2 separate regions of the Homo sapiens genome follow, and region 2 is linked to region 1. A link is a contact called in ENCODE Hi-C or POLR2A ChIA-PET data. All regions are on one chromosome and are shown on one strand. Each heading gives the region's core, a stretch centred on a gene start or an enhancer-like site at or near the end of the contact. The rest is flanking DNA. Distances are from core to core; before and after follow the strand shown. Region 1 overlaps KIZ (kizuna centrosomal protein). Region 2 holds the start of BETALINC1 (Beta cell long intergenic noncoding RNA 1).

Evidence for each region. A loop is a pair of places that touch in the nucleus more often than their neighbours do. ChIA-PET counts read pairs that join two places held with the same protein, here RNA polymerase II (POLR2A). Pooled maps may share reads with other maps.
Region 2: a loop to region 1 is called in a pooled map, with 2.3 times the contacts of the local background. The contact joins the promoter of BETALINC1 here to the enhancer-like site in region 1. A Hi-C loop is called at or near these places in 3 of 168 maps with a recorded cell type or tissue (endodermal cell, posterior cingulate gyrus and posterior vena cava) and 3 of 50 pooled maps. POLR2A ChIA-PET finds 5 or more read pairs at or near these places in 4 of 52 experiments (HEK293, WTC11 and activated CD4-positive, alpha-beta T cell).

What each region holds. Positions count from the first base shown.
Region 1 is chr20:21,233,248-21,237,351 of GRCh38, reverse strand. The region is part of intron 11 of KIZ (kizuna centrosomal protein); the gene reads right to left. Among named protein-coding and RNA genes, the nearest start is that of KIZ-AS1, 17 kb to the right of the region's middle. RefSeq lists an enhancer at 758-3,200. Within about 2 kb of position 2,336, at least 3 of the 41 ENCODE cell types and tissues checked have a DNase peak (open chromatin) inside an H3K27ac peak, as active enhancers do.
Region 2 is chr20:21,527,832-21,531,935 of GRCh38, reverse strand. BETALINC1 (Beta cell long intergenic noncoding RNA 1) reads right to left here and starts at 1,814. Exons shown (of 2, transcript XR_007067726.1): 1 at 1,711-1,814; 2 at 1-1,616.

The sequences.
Region 1 (4,104 bases), core at 1,087-3,586:
CATTGACTCGATTTCATGGTCAATATCTATTTTTTTTTTTTTTTTTTTTTGAGACGGAGTTTTGTTCTGTCACCCAGGCTGGAGTGTAGTGGCACGATCTCGATGCACTGCAACCTCTGCCTCCTGGGTTCAAACGATTCTCCTGCCTCAGCCTCCCGAGTGGCTGGGATTATAGGCGCCTGCCACCATGTCTAGCTAATTTTTGTACTTTTAATAGAGATAGGGTTTTGCCATGTTGGCCATGCTGGTCTCGAACTCCTGACTGCAGGCGGTCCACCCACCTTGGCCTCCCAAAGTACTGGGATTACAGGTGTGAGCCACCGCACCCAGCCATCATTTTTTTTTTTTTTTTTTTAAACAGAGTCTTGCTCCATTGCCCAGATGAGTGCATTGGTGCAATTTCAGCTCACTGCAAGTTCTGCCTCCCAGGTTTATGCGATTCTCCTGCCTCATCCTCCCAAGTAGCTGGGATTACAGGTGCACACCACCACACCTGGCTAATTTTTTTTGTATTTTTAGTAAAGATAGGGATATTCACCATGTTGGCCAGGCTGGTCTTGAACTCCTGACCTCAAGTGATCTGCCTGCCTCGGCCTCCCAAAGTGCTGGGATTACAGGCATGAGCCACTGCGCCTGGCCTGTCATATCATTTTTTTAAAAAAAGAAAAAATAGCCATGGCCCATTAACAAATATACCCAAGTTATTGTGACTCTGAGGCCTCACCAATTGAGTGTGGCAATGAGACTCAGAGGGTCCTGCCAGGAGCACTGTCTATGATGTCCAGGATAAGGAGGAATGGCTCCCGGCAGCAGGAAGTATCCTTCCAGTTCTGGAGTCTTATTAGAAGGCTGAAAATAGCTAATTTATTATAAGACATAGTCTTTAGACTCCAAATTCTAAAATTTGTAATAATTTTTGACTGCTAGTGGAAATCAGTATTACAATTTCTAAAGGAGCAATTTCAGCTTGAACGTTCCTCAAAACAGACATATGTTTCTGAAAAACAGAAGGCAAAAAATAATCCAGAAAGAAAAAAATCCCAATGACTATGCCAACAAATCTCTGTAAACACTAATTTTAGGTTTTAAAGGCCTACCAGTAATTTAACAAAGTCTGAGCGCCCCCTGATGGTTAATCGGGGTTCCTACAGAAGATGCCACTTTCAGCTGCCTGAGGTCAACTTAACTTTTTCTCTTCAAATAATCAAGCGATTGTTCTTATTTGCTTTGTGCAGAAAAAACAACGTATGTAGGCTTGTGATAAGAAACGTGACATATTTAGGAAGCTGCTAATTCAGTGGAATTTAAGAATGGAGATGTGCCAAACCCAAGACAGAGAAGAGTGCTTTTATATAAGAACCTAAAGGACTTTCAGGAAAAACTCATTTTTATTTCACTGGACTATTGGTTCCTTATAATCTTTATGTTATCCTGGGGAAAATGGCACAGTGACCAGGCAAAGACAGAAAATGCCACCGCCATCAGAGCATCAGCTGCAGGCTGGCGCCCTCCACTGGCCGCTCTGGTGGCTGCAAGGCTGGCACAGAATGCCACCCACGGTGGCCCTGCCAGGGTACAGTGGCGGGGTGACTTCTGCTACCTTTCCCCCAGGCAATTATGTTGCAAGCACACACCCTTTCCTTTTGGTAAAACATTATCTGGTCCAACCAGTAAGCTGAAGTTACAAGGCAGGAACCAGTAAGCTAAGGGCAGGCTTTTAAAATATACTCTCCATTGAACAAATGGATCCGGGAGAGTGAAAACCGCTTGCTGGGGAAGGTAAAGCGAGACAATGTTTGCAGAGGAGAGGAAGCTCTGGCATGCACCCCTGAACAAAAGGGAACAAGTGGTCTTTACTTGGAGAACGGCTTCCTATTAGGACTCACTCCTTCGTACATTATGCTTTTCATCCCCACTCAACCACAAAATGATTTTGCTGAAGCAAATACAATGGTAGAAAAAGATTTACACTGAAAGAATCTTTAATAATAAACTGTTGCCAATCTGCCTACTTGCCCGTGATTTATAATACAATAAACATCGGATTCTATTACGGCTCATGCACTGAAGCTGCTGCTCTGAAAAACGGAATATGAAAGCACCCGAACCCCACCACCATCACAATGAAATGAGCATGTATAAATGTGCTAAGAGTATCTCTTTGCATCTTTTATAGCTTGTGTGTATTAATCTGTAACGCTTATTAAGAAAGTCATTGCTATGCAAAGCAGCACCCAATCCCTTTCTCTGGCTTTTCAACAGGAGTGCACTGTTTAGCCAATAGGACGGACCCTCTGGCCCTCATTCTGCATTCATCACAGGCAACATTTGCACAATGTATCTCTCAAAGGCGGCTGAAAAGAAGGCCTTAATACTCATGTAAACAACTGCAAACCAATTACTTAATGAATCAGGCCCACACATAATGAGGTGCAGACAAAGAGCTATAAATGCATTTTTGCGCCCAAGCCGCTGCTTTAAAGTAAAATCCCTCAGCTGTAGTTTGGGCTTAACTAGCACATCATAATTATTGTCTCTAGGACATCAGAGGAAGCCATTTTTTTTTTTTTTTTTTTTTAGGTCCAGTGGGTTTTTTTTTTTTCTTTTTTTGAGGTTGCTCATCAGCTCACTGACAAAATAGAGCAAAGAAGAATTTTAAAAGTGCTACAGCAGCACTGCACTGTTATGTTTATTCTCAAGTACCGGGTTTCGAGACCACTTGTAAAAGCAATAAAGCACAAGGAGTGACTGCAGTAAGTGGGATCCTTAAATGTAAGCCTCTAAGAAATTTCAGTGAATCCAGCACAAACAGCAAAACTGGAGCTCTCCAAAGCCCAGGGTGGCATATGAACAACACCAAGCCCAGCACAAGAACCAAACCGTGACAAACAGCACGCCAAACCCACGCACTCTGGACCCAGACCTTTTCATCACTGGATTATTATCAAGTGCCTAGAACCAAGAGTTCCTTCAAGGCCTTTTTGTGTGGTTTTTTTTTTTGTTTTCTTAAAGGGGATGATGAGATTACTTGTAATTTATTAGGAAATTAATTTCATACGGAAACGATACTAATAACAAAATACCTCTGTCTCAATTTGAAGGAGGAAAATGCTTGATTTTAGTTTAGTAAAATATAGACAAGATGTGAAATTATTAGACTGAGAAATGTTTTACAAAATCCAATTGCTTTCTCAATGTCTTTAAAAATTTCCCAAAGAACCTACGTAAAGACTGTTTAGGAAGAAGTGAGTTTTTTAGTGCCTCTATATATTATTAAGCCAAATGGTAACATTCGGCCCTGAAAATTATCTGTAGAATTTACTGTCTTTTAAACTTTCTTTTAGGAGACCTAGAACTTGAATTTATAATACAATCATAATAACATAATACTTTAACACTCTTCCTGTCCCATTTACCTCCCACTTCCTTCAAAAATATGGACGAAAACTCAGGCATTAAAAATAATAACTTCTGAAAATTAAATGAGTTATTTCTCTAAAACTTAACTTGTCAAGTTTCTAAAACTTATAATTTTAGAAATTCAATCTCATTTTAATATACTCCAGGTTCTAAAAACATTGTATTGTTTATAAAATATGAATAAAAATAGGATTTTTTTCATTTAAAAAATTCAGCATTTCTGGTTCAAATCATTTTCTCTTATGGAACATTATATGTTATACTAGAAATGTAAAGTTCCTGTTCTAAAATTTCATCAGAGACAAGCAGTTAATTCAAATGTAATATAATCATCTGAAGGACACCTTTTTACTGAGCAATGCTGTTCCAAAAGGAAAGTTGCTATGCCATTTTAAACAATATTTAGCTCAAAGCAAAAGAGTAGGGTATTTCATCAGGTGATGGCTTATATTCCCATCTATAAATTCTAAGTGACCTGAAGCTACTGTGATTAGTATTTTATGTTAATGACAAATTCAGCACACAACTCTCTTATCACAGCTCAAAAAACCTACAAGAAGCGAGTGCTACAGTTTGACAAATGTGAAAAGATAAATTTTGTTCTTTATGGAAAATAAGCAAGAAAGTATTAGAAAAGGAAAGAATAACCTAGCCTAAACACTTGGTTAAAAAAAAAGAGGAAAA
Region 2 (4,104 bases), core at 565-3,064, 300 kb before region 1:
AAGTTATATTCTAAATACCAGAGCTTTAATTAACTAGGAATTAACTAATCAGAACCCCAACCAATTTTTGACATGCTACCTGTTAGAGAAAGGTGAAAGTCCCTCATTAGAATAAACTTGCTCATACCAGGGATAAAGCATCTACTTCTCCCACCCCAAAAGGAAAAATCCAGGTCATTCTCTAGCATTAGGACCCAGTCTAATCACCCACACTCTTCTTGTCTTCAGAAATTGTGCAATAACTCCAGAAATCACAAGATCCTCTTAAAATGCTCAATTATCTTTAGAATACTTTAATCACATTGGAAGAATTGTGGACAGATACATTCTAGAAATACTTCCAACAGCAGATTAAAACAAAACAATTATATTAGCTCTAAATTAAATTTTAAGTGTTTTACACATAAAAATCCCACTCTTCAAGCTCTTATTGTAGTTTAAATTTTTACTCTTAAAATGATGTCAGCTAGAAGGGAATAAAATAAACATTTAACCCAAAATCTCACTAATGATTTGTAGTTTTGGTTAAAGAAAGAAAACTTTTTTTTTTTTACCTCAAAACATTTTAGGAAGTAGTTGATACTAATGAGCTTCATACCATCTTCCCTCAGGGAAAATAGCAAGTGTTTGTTTGTTTGTTTGTTTGTTTGTTTGTTTTTCAGACAGAGTCTCACTCAGTCACCCAGACTGGAAGGCGCTGGAGTGCAAGGGTGAAATCCCGCCTTACTGCAAACACCGCCTCCCATATTCAAGCGATTCTCCCACATCAGCCTCCCGAGTAGCTGGGATTACAGGCACCCACCATCATGCCCGGCTAATTTTTGTATTTTTGTAGAGATGGGGTTTCACCATGTTGGCCAGCCTGGTCTTGAACTCCTGACCTCAGGCGATCCACCCACCTTGGCCTCCCAAAGTGCTGAGATTACAGGTGTGAGCCGCCGCGCCTGGCTGCAGGTAGGTTTTAAAGACTCATAATTCAGAAACCATCACACAAGGTCTCCCACCCCACCTCTTCATCCCACATTTACATCATCTGAGATTCTTCAGACACTATTTTCCAATTCAGTATTAACCACAGGAGAGGAAAAGGCCTTGGGCACACTTTTGAACACTTATCAACCTTGGCTGTCGGAACAGTTTGTTACCTCCACCTCCGTATGGCCCCCACGTTTCCTTTCCTTCTGACCTCACCAGAGGCAGAGAGCAGGGGTCCCACTCTCTCCCTGCAGGTGGTCTTTCCTATCATATTCAAAAACCATTGGTAAGTTTTCCTTCTGCCTGAGGAAAGAAACACCCACTGTGTGAAAGGGAACATGGATAAATTTTTAAAGTTTTTGGAGCATCCTCAAAAGCACAAGATGGGAAGAGTAATCCACCACCACCCTCCATAAAACAAGAAAGAAGCATCTGCCGTGTCCTGCTCGAACGAACAGTACGGGATGTTCACCTGAACAGTCGGTCCCTGCAAATCCCGAGAGATGTCCTGCATATGCATCTTTTGGAGTCTATCAATATTGATGCTGTGTTTATGAACTGAGTCACCATCAACCAAGGTCTCTCTCGTCCCCTCCAGCCTGCCCTATGTAAACACTTCTGTGATTCGAAGTGTGCGGTTTCTGGAAAAACAATACATCTAATTTTCTCCTTGTTCACAGAAATCATCTGTTTCTGCCATAAGGGCCTGTGAGAGGTAGAAGATTGTCATCCTACCTTTTCCAAGTAAAAACCTTGGCCCTGCATACAAATGACCTTCCAGTTCTGCAGACGTGGACCAAGAGAAAAGGTGTGCTCAACATCTGGCCACAGACAACTCCACTGTTGTAACAATGAAGTGGTATTTCCCCCAGGATGGAAACACGTGCTCAGGAGAATAAACAAACCTCTGAATGCTATCTGTAACAGCTCCATCTGCTGGTTCCCAGATAATGTTACAGATCTGACAGGTGGTCATCGATCATATTGATCCAATAATAAACAGTGCGTTATAATAGAAGTTTTGTCGTTTTTCTTCTCAATTCATCCAGAACTGCTCCTGCCCCAGATACCAGCTAGCATACGCAAACAGCAACTGGGGAAGCTAAAATGGAGAACAAGGATAGCTTTGGAAGACAATCTAGCTCAATGGAGAACTCTCCAGAATAAAGAATATAATAAAGGAACAGTGGGGCCCTGTCTGTCCGTCTTTGAAGCATCAGACAATAGACCTTGCTGTCCTGTTCCTTGGGTTTTCCTCCCCTAAGGTGGAGGTAGTGATACTTGTAACTGGGGTCCAAGTGATGTTAAGAGGATTACAGTAATGAGGCCATGCTTGGTATGCTGTGAGCTCCTAAAAGTCTTGAGTCATATAAAGACAGAGGCCTTATAATTACATCTTTATATTCACTGGAAGTTATTATTAAGCCTAAAATCTCCCATTAATTCAGCGAGAATTAGATGTCTATCAGAGACGTACAGTTGGATATTGTAATATCCAAAGGAAGTATGTTTGGTGAAAAAAAAAGATGTGAAAGGGCCATAGTAGGCAGAGCTCAAATAGGCCAAGTTCATCATTGTTTCACTGGCAGGAAAAACAGATCCAGGAAACTTTCTTGTCTTTTTTATTTAATACATATATGCCCACTTTCCTAATGGGATTGCTATCCCAAATTATTTTCATCTGCTTAAAAGTCATATACCATCAAATCCCAGAGGCCCGCCACCGCACTGAACACCCAAACCCAAGGCGTTTGTACTCAGAGGCAGGCACTAGAATTGGACTAAATTTTGGCATCACGAGGGTACGATGGCTTGGAGCCTTTGGGCCTTCTGTGATCTTCATCATCCCCACCCTAAACTCATCCAAAGTGTCATGGGTTAAATTGTGCCCCCTCCTGTCCAGAAAGAGGTATGTTGGAGTCCTAATCTGCAGTACCTCAGAATATGACTTAATTTGAATATAGGGTCTTTACAAACATAATCAAGTTAAATTTAAGTCATTAGGGTGGTGCCTAATTCCAATATGACTGGCATCCTTGTAAAAAGAGAAACTTTAGAAGCATGGACAGATGGGTAGAGATACAGAGAGAAGATGGTCATCTACAAGGCAAGGAGAGAGGACCCAAACAGACCCTTCCTTCACTACCCTCAGAGGGAACCATGCTGCCAACCCCTTGACTTTGGACTTCTGGCCTCCAGAAATGGGAGATTATAAGATTCTGCTTTTTAAGCCACCCAGTTTGTGGTACTTGTTACTGCACCCCCAGCAAAAAAATACGTCCAGTAAACACACCGTTTACGTAAAAACAGTTCGCTTGTTAATGTATCAATTCAATCATTTTAGAACAAGTCTAGAGTCATTTCATTCCCTCTGTGGCAGGCAGAATGGCCATGCCATTTTCTCTGAAGTGAAATCCTTACAATATAAAAAGTTGATCTGCAAACAATTTTAAATGTTAAACCCAAGAAGATTTCTAAATTCTCAGATGAGCTCTAAATTGACAAGAGGAAAAAAAAAGGAAACTTTTCCTCATTGCCAAGTCCTTTATCAAGTTCACTTCCATGGTGCTTCCCATTGAAATTGAAAACTGTCAAAGAATCGCTGAGATTTATGATGAGTTGTTTCTATCCACAACAGAACATCAACACCAGTTAAAATTTGACAACCATAATCTAGATGACAATTTTGTGATTGGGTCTAAATGTAATTTTTTCTTCCCCTGCTGCTGTAATTGACCAGGCCTTATCTTTTACTTTATTGAGATATCAGCCATGATACCTTTTTTCCCAAAAGATCACCCAAAGCGTGTAAACTCACCAGGGTCAGGTAAATATTAACTTCTCAAAGAAAACCCTAGAGGGCTCAAAAGCAAACCTTGTAATTCAGCCGATGCATTGTGCATCACCTATGGAAAGCTGTTCAGGATGGGAAAAGTATAACTAAGTATAATTTCCTGCCTTCGCTCTCCCACTCCTAACATGTTAGACATGTCAGAGAGTCGGCGACCATGAATCCAGAATAATTCCATGAAATGCCAATCCACTCTCTCTGCACATCTTTTTCTAAGTGTTTTACTTCCAATATTTACATTTGCATGATGCCTTCGAGGAAAAACCTAGGCTCATTAT